2 separate regions of the Homo sapiens genome follow, and region 1 is linked to region 2. A link is a contact called in ENCODE Hi-C or POLR2A ChIA-PET data. All regions are on one chromosome and are shown on one strand. The core of a region is the stretch at or near the end of the contact, and the rest is flanking DNA. Distances in the headings are between cores, read along the strand shown.

The links. Hi-C counts contacts between places; a loop is a spot of excess contacts on that map. ChIA-PET counts read pairs that join two places held with the same protein, here RNA polymerase II (POLR2A). Pooled maps may share reads with other maps.
Region 1: a loop to region 2 is called in a map with no recorded cell type, with 4 times the contacts of the local background. The contact joins the enhancer-like site here to the promoter of SCAPER in region 2. A Hi-C loop is called at or near these places in 5 of 37 single-sample maps with no recorded cell type and 6 of 50 pooled maps. POLR2A ChIA-PET finds 5 or more read pairs at or near these places in 1 of 52 experiments (naive thymus-derived CD8-positive, alpha-beta T cell).

The regions. Positions count from the first base shown.
Region 1 is chr15:77,177,692-77,184,626 of GRCh38, forward strand. PEAK1 (pseudopodium enriched atypical kinase 1) reads right to left here. Exons shown (of 10, transcript NM_001385026.1): 7 at 1,099-4,349. The coding sequence starts at 4,235. Among named protein-coding and RNA genes, the nearest start is that of LINC00597, 44 kb to the right of the region's middle. RefSeq lists enhancers at 2,164-2,303, 4,145-4,234. Within about 2 kb of position 2,165, at least 4 of the 41 ENCODE cell types and tissues checked have a DNase peak (open chromatin) inside an H3K27ac peak, as active enhancers do.
Region 2 is chr15:76,900,289-76,907,856 of GRCh38, forward strand. It overlaps SCAPER (S-phase cyclin A associated protein in the ER), which reads right to left and starts at 5,052. Exons shown (of 32, transcript NM_020843.4): 1 at 5,011-5,052. RefSeq lists silencers at 4,628-4,707, 4,728-4,837, 4,848-5,157 and an enhancer at 4,898-5,398.

The sequences.
Region 1 (6,935 bases), core at 915-3,414, 270 kb after region 2:
CTTTAAGAATAAAAAGGACAGGAAGCATAGGGAAATCATCCTATTAGTCACAAACTTGGGATAAAAGTTCCTTGTTTTTACTGGCAGTTAATTCATTTTGTTTACAATATAAATAAGAAAGAAAAACTTAGGCTTCCTAAACATATGTATTTATGTGAATGATTACAAGTGAGAATATAACAATTTTTATTGATCTTGTGTTTAAGAATGCAAAATTATAAGGAGGATACATGCTTTAGAATGAGAGATCGAGGTTTGAATTCCAGCTCTGAAAAGCACTAGCTTTGTGACTCTGTTCAATTCTTAACTTCCCGGGTTTTCAGTTTCCTCATCTGAAGAATATAGCAAATTTATAAGGATTTGAGATAAATATTTATTATATACCTTGCACAGAATAGGTGATCAATAAATAGTTATTAAGGTATTCAAGAAAATGAATGCCTAGAGAACTGATTTGGGTATGCAATCTGTCTAGCTGAACTGAATATTATACTACTGGGTCTCAGTCTCAATACTCAACTTCTCCTATTTCACCCACATGCTAAATAACTATAAATTGCTTGCTTACCACCCTCCATTTTTTTCCACAACACTTGGAAGGAGGACAGAAAGAGACAGCAATAAAAAAACAAATATTCCCTTAAAATAAGTAATGCATATAGAGATAACACCTTCATAAAAAACAAAAAGAATTGCTGGAAGAGCTTTATTTCATTTACAGTGAGGGAAAGAACAGTACCACCATTTATTCATTTGATCCTGTTTCTTCCTCACACTACCATCACATTCCAAAACAACACATTATTTATTGCTATTAAGGTGTTATGGATTTGCTTTTCTATGCTAAAGTTCCTCTGCATTCACCAGAATGCAGTAGGCTACTTAAGCCAAAGATCCAGGGCTATAAACCTTGTTCAGTGCAGTAAGATCACTTTAATACTATTCTAATCTTGGAATGCAGTTATAAAGATAGATGATGGCCACAGAGTGCTACTTACAAACAGAAATGGTTCTTATGCAATCTTAAAAGATATAAAAAACTTAGCACCTGAAAATGTGTTAAAAAATTCCCATATTCTTCCAGTCTATTTTACATACCTGAGAATCTTTTTAGGAATCTGTGATGGAGAAGAATGACTCCTCTTCTTCTCTGAGTCCTGTAGTAATGCATTCTCTGCTCTACCCTTCTCCATGACTGCTGCCTGGTCTGTCCTAGCCTTGCTCTGATCCACACTGAGCTGGCCTTGAGCAGGGTCGCACCTGTACATGAAGACAATGGCTGGTTTCTCACTGGACTCTCCTTTCGCCTCTGTGAACCAGTGATGGCGCTGAACTGGAGGAGGAGGCAGCATGTGAATGACTGTGCCATCCAGGCCCACCAGTTTCCCTTTCTCTCGCTCTTTCTCTTTGTCATCCTCCTCATCTGTTTTCCGACGGCGGAAGAAGCTTTTAAATGATATCCAGCGCTTAGGTTTTGCATCAGCTGCCCGCCTGCTGCCTTCAGAGTGCAAAACTGATTCAGCTTCTGTTGACCTGGTAGGGCTGGTTGGCTTGGTCCAGTTGGTGAAATGCCTCTGCAAAAGGTTACCTGCATGGTAAGGAGAAGAAGTAGAGCGTGGCGGGGGAAAGGGAGCTGGTGGCTCACTTTGGGGGCTAGTCACTAATTTGGAGGGAGAGGGGGTGACTGGCTTTATGGATGGGTCTTTCTGTACTTTGGTGGTAGGACTGTCTGTGGTCTGAGGTGCTTCAGCCTCACCACTAGGCTGAGATGTAAAGAGAGATTTGGGCCGGACTGGCGTACTCTTAGGTGTGCTCTTAGCAACATCAGCATCTGGAGGAATGGCATAAAGCTCTTCCACACTGCAAGCTTTAGGGCCAGATTGAGGTGTTTCTGGAGGAGACTGTGGGGGTTGGATTGAAGCCACAATCTGAGAAAGCACTGTGCTTGCTTTCTCTCTGGTGCTGCTGCTGCCCACCATCTGAGACTCCTGAGTGCCTTCTATTTTGGCCACAGGCTCTTGAGTGGCTCTCTGGATCTTTGCTGGGGAGCTGTGGCTGGAACTATAGCTTCTCTGTGGTGAAGACTGACCTCTGTTGAGACAGTTGTTAAACTCTTGAACCTTCTGAGCCACTGAGCCCCTTTTATGCTCTGTGCTGTTTGAAAACCCTTTAGTTTGAAGACAGTCAGTGGTTTTGCTAGTGGTGTTATCAGGCACTTTGCTTTCTGTTTCTATTTCTTCATAAGTATGGCTTATTACACTTGTGGTTTTTTCCTTCACTGAGAGTTCTCCACTTGTTCCCAGAAAACTTTTGTAGATAGCTAGATTGTCATATGCATTTGGATTGATAACAATGGGAACTTTGATAGCATTTTTGGAACTCCGAGCATAAGTTGGCTCGTCATGAATGATAATTGGAAAAGGTGGCATACCAGCATTGTTATAACTATTAAATTTAATTTCAGACAAATTAGGTGACTTAACAGGGATGGTTTTGGAGGAAATGTTTGTAGCTGTGGGTGATGTAGGTGCTGATTTGTGACAGTTTTTCCTTGGAGGAACATTTGGTCCAGTTCCACTAGTAATTAGTTCTACTTTAGGTATCTTTTGTCGTGGACTGGTGCTAGAAGTCCATACTTCTTGGTATCGAATTGCACTGGATTTTTGGAAATGGGCACTTATTTGTCCTGGTGTCAATGAAGATGATGTAACTGGAGAGTTTGGAGTAGAGGATGAGCTTTTTGTCTTGGGGCTGTTAACAGGGCCCTCGAGGTGCTCACTGGCCATGGCTGCTGACACATCCACGACAGTATATGGCTTGCACAATGGCTGTTCCAGGTTCACAACTCGGTAAGGTTTTGCTTGCTCTTCTGTGGGGACAAGGTTTATGGTTACTGCTTGCCCAGCAACATCTGTAGAGGCTTTACTTTCTTCCTTCTCAGTTTGTACAGCAATCTTGCCATCTTTCTCTTCTAATCGGAGAGCAAGGACTGCTTTGTGGGTCTCTGGAACTTTTATTGAGCTTTTGGAAGCCTGTGATGAATCTTTATCCTGATTATTACTAGAGGGACTTTCATAATTGGGCTCAATTTCCTTCATGTCCTTAGAATCTCCTGGGTTACCAGGAGATAATCCCCCATTACAAATCTTCTGGGATAAACTACTGGCTGTCTCAGAACGTGATTCTTCTGTTAAAGAAGAATCTGGTGATGTGGAGTCAGATGACACCATGCTCTGAATGCTTCCTTGTCCATAAGAGACCACAGAATTTTCCTCATAACCATTCAGGATTTCATCATAGCTGTCATCATAGTCCACAGCACAGATTCTCTGCAGAGACTTGTTTCGCAGGGGGATGGTATTCCATTTTTTGTCCACAAAGAATCGAACAGGAGACAATGTGTTTGCTCTGAAGTTGGCAAAGCGAGGTTGCCCTCTCATGCGAATCTCCATGGCCAACAGCTCTTCATCACTCTCATCCCAACTCTCGTGCTCCTCCTCCATGTTACTGAAAAGTACATCCTCTTCACTCTCCTCGCCACTGGAAAACTCTGGGTAACAGAACCGGCCCCCTTCATTACTAATCACTTCTGTGCTCCCACTCAGAATAACATGCTTGCCCTGAGTTTCCTTTATCCCACCTATCATGCAACTTGGTGGAAGCTTTCTTTCCAATGATCGTTTATAGCAATCATTTATTCTTCCCAAGAATGTTTCTCTGGAGTTTGTTTCATTTCCTCTTATCTGAGGGGCAGTATCCAAGCCTGCTATCTCCTTTAACACTTCAGTTAGTCCATTATTGTTATCTGACATCTTCTTTGCACTATCATTATTGCCATAAGGCTTAGGAACATGGCTAATTCCTTCATCATCTTCATTATTATTGTTAAGTGGTTTCTGACTCAAGGCAGCTCTGTTTCGGTTCCACCCTATGATGACAGGTTTGTTCTCACAGTGTTCTTGGATGCTAAGCTCACCACATATACTTTGCCCATCTGCCACTATCATAGTGGGCTTCACAGCTATAGTGGGTTTTTTAGCCACAGGAGGCCGGAAATTGCCCGTGTTCCTGATGCGGTGGTTGTTACTGTGATTGGCATTAGTTTTCACATTGCCATGGGTGATGGGTGCCTTCTCAGGGTCTGGGGGAAGCTGGTGCAAACTTTTAGGTTTAAAGCAATTCTTGCATTCACCAGGTTTCCAAACATGTTCAGTAAAGGTGTTACAAGCAGACATTTTTAAAAATAGAACTTCACAGACAATGCTTTTCTTTCAGTGCATGACAAAACTTTCATCTGTTAGTTTTCACTTCCCCTATGTGTTACAGCAGCTCTTCTAAGAATGATCAATCTGTGGAGGGGAAAAGAAGACAAAAAATCTGAATGAAAAAGGCACTATGAGACTTACCATTATTAGTGACTTGAAAAAACTGACTCCATTCCTAAACTTTTCCTTAAATTAAAAGACTGAGAGCTAAACTAATTTGTGTACTTTGTAATTTCCCTTTAGCCAATCAGCATTTGGAAAGTGAGCTTTTTAACTATAATTTTATGCACTCTTATCTATCCATACATAATCTTCAGCTTGATGTCTCTGTTGCAATGATTCTGTGACCTTCCCTCCCAGAAATGCCTTTGATACCACTCCTTCTGTTATCCACCAATTTCTCTAACACTTCCCAGCCCATTATAGATTCCTCTTCTTCCACCTACCCTTGAATGTTTTAGACATTTCGTAGACTCCTCAAACTCAATGCATTGAAAATGAAGCTTCGGGGCTGGGTGCAGTGGCTCATGCCTGTAATCTCAGCATGTTGGGAGGCAGGCCAAGGTGGGAAGATCCCTTGAGCCCAGGAGTTCAAGACCAGCCTGGCTAACATGATAAAATCCCATCTCTAAAAAAAATATAAAAATTAGCTGGGTGTGGTAGCACACACCTATAGTTCCAGATACTCAGGAAGCTGAGGCAGGAGGATTGTTTGAGCCTGGGAGGTGGAGGTTGCAGTGAGCAGATTGTGCCACAGTACTTCAGCCTGGGTGACAGAGTGAGACCTTGTCTCAAAAAAAAAAAAAAAAAAAAGGCTGAAAAGGAGACCAGGGGCCAGATCATGCAAGGCCTTTTAGGCTTTTAAAGATTATAGAGTTTATCCTAAGAGCAGTGGGAAGCCACTGAAGGGTCTTGAATAGGGGAAACAACATAATCCAATTTGCATTTTAAAAAGACAGCTCTGACCAAAACCCATGAAATTCTTACGTATATAAGTCCAACAAAATATGTGTAAAATCTAGAATCTATATGAGCAAAACTATAAAACACTGATAGATGAAGGGGGGAAGAAGGGGGAAAGGTAAGCAAATTATAGCCCAGAGGCCAAATGTAGCTTATTCCTGTTTTTGTATCCCAAGGTTAAGGATGCTTTTTATGTTTTTAAATGGTTGGAAACAAATCAAAACGAGAATAATGTTCTGCAACAAGTGAAAATTATATGAAATTCTAAATTCAGTACCCACAAATAAAGCTCCATTGGAACGCCAGTCACACTCATTTGTTTACATACTCATTTGCCTATGGTGGCTTCTGTGCTACAATGGAGAGATGAGTAGCTATGAAATGTGTGACACACAGACTGTATGCTTCACTTTTACTGCTTTGTGGCACTCTACAAATTGCAGGATTTCCACTGGTGCATCTATCAGCTGTGTGAAATTACATTTTTCAAAGATAATACATAAAATTATAAAATAAAATTATGAAATACGTAAAATTTCATTACAGATATGAATTAATAGATGAACATTTGTAATCAATTTTGATGAGAGGAAGTACTAACTTTGAACCCCCATCAAGCACAATGTTATCCTCCCCAAAATGGAATTTCATTCTTCTCACTAGCAAACCTCTGTTATAAAATATTGTACCTAAATATATTTTGCCTTTTATCAAAAACATTTGCCAAAAAAAAAATGACAAGAGAATGAAGACAAACCCCAGAGTAGGAGAAATTATGTGAAACATTCATATCTGACAAAGGACTTTGTATTTGGAATATATAAAGAACTTTCAAAACTCAACAAAAAGAAAAACCCAATAAAAAACAGGTAAAAGATTTGAGCAGACACTTAACCAAATATATATGATTTTTGATCTTTTTTTTTGAGACAGGATCTCACTCTGTCACCCAGTCTGGTGTGTAGTGGTATGATCACAGCTCACTGCAGCCTCAACCTCCCTGGCTCAATCAAGCCTCTCACCTCAGCCTCTGGAGTAGCTGGGACTATGGGCACATGCCACTATGCCTGGCTAATTTTTCTATTTTTTTTATAGAGATGGGGTTTCTCCATGTTGTCCAGGGTGGTCTCAAACTCTTGGGCTCAAGGGACCCAGCTGCCTCGGCCTCCCCAAAATGTTGAGATTACAGGCATGAGACACTGTGCCCAGCCAAAGATACATGGATTGCATTTAAACAATATAAAAATTGTAAATATAATTTACAATATTTATAATATTGTAGTAAATAAAATTTATAATATTGTAAATATAATTAGCCACATGGAAGTGCAAATTAAAACTACAATGTGCTACCACTACACATTTATTAGAATGGTTAAAATAAAATTAAAACAAAAACAACTGATGCTAGCGAGGATGTGAAGCAATTGAAACTCATATATTGCTGGTGGGAATGTAAATGGTTCAGGTATTCTGAAAAACAGTTTTGCAGTTTCTTATAGAGTTAATCATAAACTTACCTTGGAGCCCAGCAATCCCACTCCTAGGTATTTACCCAAGATAAATAAAAACTTTTGTTTACACTAAAACCAATACACAAAGGTTTACAGCCAAAAGCTGGAAACAATCTAAATGTTAGGTGGCAGTGGTTACATAACTGCATACATTTGTCAAAACTCACAGAACCGGCAGGTAGGCTGGGCGCGG
Region 2 (7,568 bases), core at 3,802-6,301:
GACCCTGCCACATCCCCCTCTCTGAGAAACACCCAAGAATGATCAATAAATACTAAAAAAAAAAAAAAAAAAGACAAAAATAAATAAATACATACATACATACAAAAAAAAATATGGATATGGCAAAATATTGACAGTGGTACTCAAATGAAATTTGAGAAACTCAGGGCTGCAAAAAAACAGTGGCCAAGCAGAAAGTGGAGCACCCAAAAAAACAAAGAATAAAGGTGGTAAACAGGGAATGAACACTAGGTCTGGTTGAGCACAAAGTGTCTGAACAAGTTCCTGCCTTGTTCAGAACTGAAGTCTCACTTGTCTTATTCTGCCCTGCAATCCCGGAATATCTGTGGAGATGCCTAAGAATCCTAGAGATGGAAATGTAAAGATGGGCTCAAGTGCCAGAAAAGGCATATCTTTTCTTTATCCAAGTTTGGGTACACAGGTTGTAAAAGAGCAAGGAGTAAATGGCAGACCCAAAGCAGTGAGAAGCCTGCTGGTAGCACTACTCCAAAATATAGGGGCCCATCTAACTGAAGCCAGAATAGTACATCTATGAATTATCCACATATTGGTCAATAAATTGTAGAAAAATTGAGGTTTGCAATCACAGTTCCTCTCCAGGGTTCACAAAGTCTGTCACCCATGTTTTTGCCTTTTCCAACATTTAAGAAAATCTGAGTATTTGCCTTTCTGAGTCTGATACTTTAATGTTGTCACAGGCATACTCAAAAACTACTGTTCACATTTTTGCTAATTGAAAAATATGTGTATTATGGTAAAAATGAGTAGTTTGTAGCCAGGTGTGGTGGCACCCGCCTGTAGTCCCAGCTACTCAGGAGGCTGAGGCAGGAGAATCGCTGGAACCCAGGAGGCAGAGGTTGCAGTAAGCTGAGATCGCACCACTGCACTCCAGCCTGGGGGACAGAGCAAGACGCCGTCTCAAAAGAAAAAAAGAGTAATTTGAAGAGCAATATAGACATTTTATAATTCTAAATTGTTTAATAAGATTTTCAATTCTGATTACTTCTATATATACTGCCATGAATATGTCAACCAAGTTATTTATTTTATCTCATGAATGTGGCATGCTCAATTGAAAATACTGAAACTCTCTCTCTTTTCCAATACTGTATTAAAAGCAGGCCTAATGCATACTAAAATCTTGACAAATTAAATATGATGTCTGAAACCTGCTTCAAAACAATTTAGTGAGGAGGTAACTTTTATGAAATAATATTGCTCATGTATAATATATAGCTAATTTTTGAAATAGATTGATACATAGCAGTTCATCATACTATTCTCTTTTGCGTATGTTTCAAAACATAAAATGAACGTATTACTTTAAGAAGTTATCATTTTAGCAAAACTTTATGAAATCTTTAGTGTTTCATGTCATAGAAGAAAAAGTCTTTCCATAAATAATTTCTAATAATTTTTTTTTTTTTTGAGACGGAGTCTCGCTCTGTTGTTCAGGCTGCAGTGCAGTGGCACGATCTCAGCTCACTGCAACCTCCACCTCCCGGATTCAAGCGATTCTCCTGCCTCAGCCTCCTGAGTAGCTGGGACTACAAGCATGAGCCACCACCTCCAGCTAATTTTTTGTATTTTTAGTAGACACAGGGTTTCACCGTGTTAGCCAGGATGGTCTCGATCTCCTGACCTTGTGATCTGCCCACCTCAGCCTCCCAAAGTGCTAGGATTACAGGCATGAGCCACCGTACCCAGCCTCTAATAATTTTTAAGACTAGCTCCATCATTGGACTCCAGATCTTTTCACTCTTTATATTTCACAAGACCCATAGCCAATCAGTGAAAGCCAAACATGTTTGTGAAAAAGGTTAGCTACAAATGCACCATGGAATACTATGCAGCCATAAAAAAGAACAAAATCATGCCCTCTGCAGCAACACGGATAGAGCTGGAGACCAATGTCCTAAGTGACTTAACATGAGAAAAGAAAACCAAATACTGTGTGTTCTCTCTTATAAGTGGGAATTAAACACAGAATATGTGATTGTAAAAGTCACAAACAACAGGCACTAGGGATCACTAGGCCAAGGGGAGCATGGGCTGAAAGACCACCTGTTGTGTACTATGCTTATGGCCTGTGTGATGGGATAATTGGGACCCCAAGCATCGGCATCAATTTACCCATGTAACAAATCTACACATGTACCCTCTACTATATAAGTTGAATTTTTTTTTAAAAAAAGGTTACCATCCAGCAGAAACTGCAAACAGAATTTTATTAATGATTTAATTTTTGCTATGCCAGCCATTTACAGTTTTCTCTTCTACAATTTCAGAAATGCCAATTCCACAATGGATATCAGATTGTACCCTTACAGAGAATTCTATTAAACTTCCCCCTAAATAATACCCCCACTTTCTAAGTGTTTAAATAACATTCACATGTGATTCCCAAAGAAGTTGTTTATCCTTTAAAACTAGTCTGGGCTGTGGTCAGGTATGAAAGTGAAAGAGGCCAGGTGCAGTGGCGCACGCCTGTAATCCCAGCACTTTGGGAGGCCGAGGTGGGTGGATCATCTGAGGTCAGGAGTTTGAGACCAGCATGGCCAACATGGTGAAACCCGGTCTCTACTAAAAATACAAAAAAAAATTAGCCAGGCATGGTGGTGAGTGCCTGTAGTTCCAGCTACTCAGGAAGCTGAGGCAGGAAAATCGCTTGAACTTGGGAGGTGGAGTTTGCAGTGAGCCAAGATTGCGCCACTGCACTCCAGCCTGGGTGACAGAGTGAGACTCGGTTTCAAAAAAAAAAAAAAGAAAGTGAAAGAAATGACAGAATCTCAAGTCCCTTCATCTTACTTATCTTTAAAACATTCCTGCAGCTAAATGAAGACATTAATGACCTTAATATCAATCTTTTAGGAGTTCTTAAAATACCTATGAAGCACCAATGGCAAACATTTTTAAAGTCTGTTTAGAATACTATATCCTTTGGACCAGTCACCAAAATTTATTTATAAACACATTTGTACAGTACTGCTGATTACACTTCCATGGTTATTTGACCTGAACAACCAAGTGATTAACCATAATGCTATGGTCTGCATGTTTGTGTTCTTCAAAATTCTTGTGGAAATCCTAGTTTCCAAGGTCATATCAGGAGGTGGGGCCTTTGGGAGATGACTGTATTATGAAAGCAGAACCTTAATGAATGGGATAAATTCCCTTATAAGAGGCCAGAGAGAGACCCCTTCACCCTTGCACCATGTAAGGAGACAGCTAGAGGGTGCCATCTATTAACCAGAAAGCAGGCTATCACCAAACACTGAATCATCAGACATCTTGATCTAGGACTTCCCAGCCTCCAAAACTGCAAGAAATGAATTTCTGTTGTTTATAAGCCACTCAGTCTGAGGTATTTTGCTATACCAGACCCAAATGGACCAAAGACACATAGAGTATATTTTTAATGCAGCTCAAGGGAGTGTGGAGAAAGAAGGAAAAGAGCATTTGTTGAGGGCTTACCATGGGCTAGGAACAGTTCTCAATACTTTACAGACACCTAATTTATTACTATCAACAAAATTATGAGGTGGATATTATTCCTACTTTACAGATAAGAAAGGCTCAGAAAAATTAATTTGCCAAAAACAAGGGTTGGGGCTGAGATTCAAACTCAAAACAGTCTGCCTTCAAAGCCATCAGATTACTTCTCCCACAGACAACCTTCCAAATCACATTAAAACTTGACTCTTTGATTGATTAAAAATATTAATTCTTTAGTGGATATCATTCTTCAAGTGGCATAAATCATCTGCAACCAACAAACTTTGAGGAAAAGTCATAGTTAACAGAAATAACAGAAGGGAAAGAGCACCAGTATAGGCCAGAGTGGGACAGTGGTCAGACTACCAACCTTAGGTCAGAAAACTTAACCCCAGATTTACCACTCACCAGCTGGTGATCTAAGGCAAGTAATAACCTTTTGAGCCCCCGTTTCTCCATTCATAAAATAAGTATTACTCCTAGCCCATCCATCCTTCTACCAGATTATTTATGAAGATGAAAAGTTAATGATGAAATTAATCCATAAACTAAGACAAACTATAATTCATATAAGGAATTAGTATCTGTTCGGTAAAATGACTATTAATGAATAGCTATTTTCATGGAAAATAACTTGTCACAACTAGAATAAGAGATGCAGTCCACCAGCAACAGGAAGCTGCTCACAAACAGGCGGCCTCATCTCAGCTGGGGCCCCCTTAACAGCAGCAGGTGTTGCTTACAGGACCAGTTTTGTGCCTGCTTTCTAACAATCCCGTTCCTCCCTGGTGCCGTTCCCACGAACGCGCCTGGAAAACGGTGTAGAGGAAAGGCGCCAAGGAAGTGCTGTTTTGGAAAAGAGCAGCAACAGAGGCAGGAGGCTGGGTCCCACTACTCCCAGGTGCGAGAGGCTCTTCGCCCCTCCAGGCCTCAGCGCACGCATCTGGAAGACGGAGAGGCCATTCCTGCCCCGTTTCCTGGGCAGAGCTAAGATCAGAGTACAGGGAAAGCATGGTAAACCCCGCTGGGAATGACAGATGACGAAGACGATCACCTGTCAAACGAAGGGAGGCTCCTCCAGGGGCCCCTCGCATTTAGACATTCCAGAAGCCTCGTCACCCGCGGCCGGGGCTGCCCCCAAGTGAGGTGACGCGGCAGCCCCCCACTCACCCCTCAGACCGCGTAGTGTGCGGGGTCTCACGTCCCTCACACCCCAGATGAGCCCGCAGGGCAGGGCCCGGACGCGGCTCACCCCAGCCCCCGTCCCGAGGCCTCCGAGGCCGACCTCCGAGCCCTCCCCAGGCGACCGCGGCTCCCCTCCCCCAGCAACGATCCCTGCCCCGCTCAACTCGCACTCCCAGGTGAGGGGAGGGGGTGAAAGGGCGTACCCCGCCGCCATTTTGTCCCCTGGTCCCCGCAAGGCATTCAGACGGCCCGCGCCCCAACCCGGACCCGCCCGGGTCTGCGCTACGCACGCCCCTCGCGGACACTCACCCCCGACCGCCCTGCTTAGTTCGGGGCGGCTCAAAGCGTCCCGCCGGGAAAGGGGCGTGACGGGGCGGGGCAGGGAGGCCTCGGAGAGGCGGGGTGGCTTCCCGGCGCACCACGTGATCTCAGCCGCTGCCGCGCCGCTCCCGGCTGCAAGATCTGTGTTGTCCGCGCGCAGGCGCACGCCCGTTCGCGCCGTTGGGGCGCCCAGGCGGGAGGTGTGAGGGTTGATTTGGTTCGATGTCCCGGCGCGGCGTTTCCGAAGCTGTTTCTTTTCCTAGGTTAAGCTTACACCGCCGCTTTTGGCCACACAGGTCTTTCTCGTACTCAATCTCTTCCCTCCTCCTGCCTTATCACCACAGTCAATCCACAGATTAAGGACTTAGAGACGCGCCTCACAGAAATCTGTGCTGGCGAAAGCACTTGACAGGAGCACGCTGGGCTGCGCTGAACACAACTAGGCCTCCGAGAAGCTTTATCAGGGCCCTTCTGTGTGCCAGGCTTGGAAGGTCGAAGTACAGAGACCTAACAAATACGTTTCATCTACTTCAAAGACAAACATATGATGAATTAAATACTTTAACGTTTAAATCAGTCTGAACAAAATAGAAAAAAGATTCAATGCAGACTGTAATTATCAAACGAATATTCACCGTCCCTTTTCATCCAGCTGGGAAACAGCTCTTTACCCTTCCCTCTCCCTCCCCACCCGCAGTAGGCGGGAAGTCCTGGACTCACAAGCGTTGTGGGGGCAGGAACCATATGGCTATGTTCTGGCTCCCCTTCTCTCTTGCCTTCTTAGAAAACTCGCTTTTTCATTTATTCAGCAAATGTTTATTGACCACATACTATATATCAGATGGTATTCTAGATGCTTGGAGTTAATACGTGAGCAAAATAAACAGAAATCTCTAAAAAACCTCCGGCTTCTTGGAGCAGGGTGAAACCAGGCAAGTGTTACATCAAGTTTAGCCAAAAGCTGTGTCCTTACATATTTTAAGTTCAGCCTGAAGGTTTCTCCGTAAATAGTAAACTATAACCTAAATGGAGGTGTAAATACACTGCAACCTACTCTTGCGCCAATCACCAAGTTTTGGCCAAAGACGGCCAACTGTTCAAACCGTGTTCAAATAAGGTAAACGTCTAGCTATAACCATTCTGGCTGTTTCCCTACCTCACTTTTCTTTCTCTGTCTATAAACCTTTTTCCACCATGTGGCTCTGCGGGAGTCTGTATGAACCTACTCTGGCTCAGGAGGCTGCCTGATTCGGGAATAATTCTTTGCTCAAACTCTGTTTAATTTGGCTAATATTTTGCTTTTAACACAAGAAATAGTAAACACAATAAATAAGTAAATTATATAACATGATAAGCACTACAGTTAACAAAATGAGTAGGATAAGGGGGATAGAGTAGGGAGCATACTACAATTCTATAAAAGGCGGTCAGGGCCTCATTTCTTAATTATCCCCACTTCCTTTCATACTCATAAGCATGTAAACAACCTGAAGTCTCTCCCATCTTGAAATCTCCCGCCGAACCTACCAGACTCCACTTCAACCTCTGCTTTCTTTCCTATAATACATTTCTCCAATTATCTAAACAAGAGTGCCTCCAATTCCTCAACCACTACTCAAGTCTGGACTTACTGCACTCTGGTTTCTGCCCCACCACCCCACTGAAACCATTCTTTCCAACATCACTAGGGGCCAGCCGCCGTGGCTCGCGCCTGTAATCCCAGCACTTTGGGAGGCTGAGGCAGGTGGATCACCTGAGGTCAGGAGTTCAAGACCACCCTGGCCAAAATGGCGAAACCCTGTCTTTACCAAAAATACAAAAAAAAAAAAAAAAAAAATAGCCGGGTGCGGTGGCGCACACCTATAGTCCCAGCTACTCGGGAGGCTGAGGCACGAGAATCCCTTGAACCTGGATAGCAGAGGTTTGCAGTGAGCTGAGATCATGCCACTGCACTCCAGCCTGGGTGACAGTGCGAGACTCCATCTCAATTAAAAAAAAAAAAAAAAAAAAAGTTGGGCTGGGCTGGTGGCTCCCGCCTGTAATCCCAGCACTTTGGGAGGCCGAGGCAGGCAGATCACGAGGTCAGGAGATCGAGATCGAGACCATCCTGACCAACATGGTGAAACCCCATCTCTACTAAAAATAACAAAAATTAGCTGGGCGTGGTGGCATGTGCCTGTAATCCCAGCTACTCAGGAGTCTGAGGCAGGAGAATCGCTGAACCAGGGAGACGGAGGTTGCAGTGAGCACAGATCATGCCACTGCACTCAAGCCTGGCGACAGAGCGAGACTCTGTCTCAAAAAAAAAAAAAAAGTCACTAGGGATTTCCCTACTATATATCTTATGGACATTATCATCATTACCTAACTTAATTTCTCTTCATGACCCTCCTTCCTTCTGGAAATACTTTTCCTTGCCTTTCATTTTTACTCTCTTGGTAGCACTTCTCCATCTCTAACCACTCCCTCTCCATCTCTTTTAAAGTCTCTCTTATTTCTCCCAGCCTTTAAATATTGTTATCCCACAGGAATAGGTATAAGCCTTC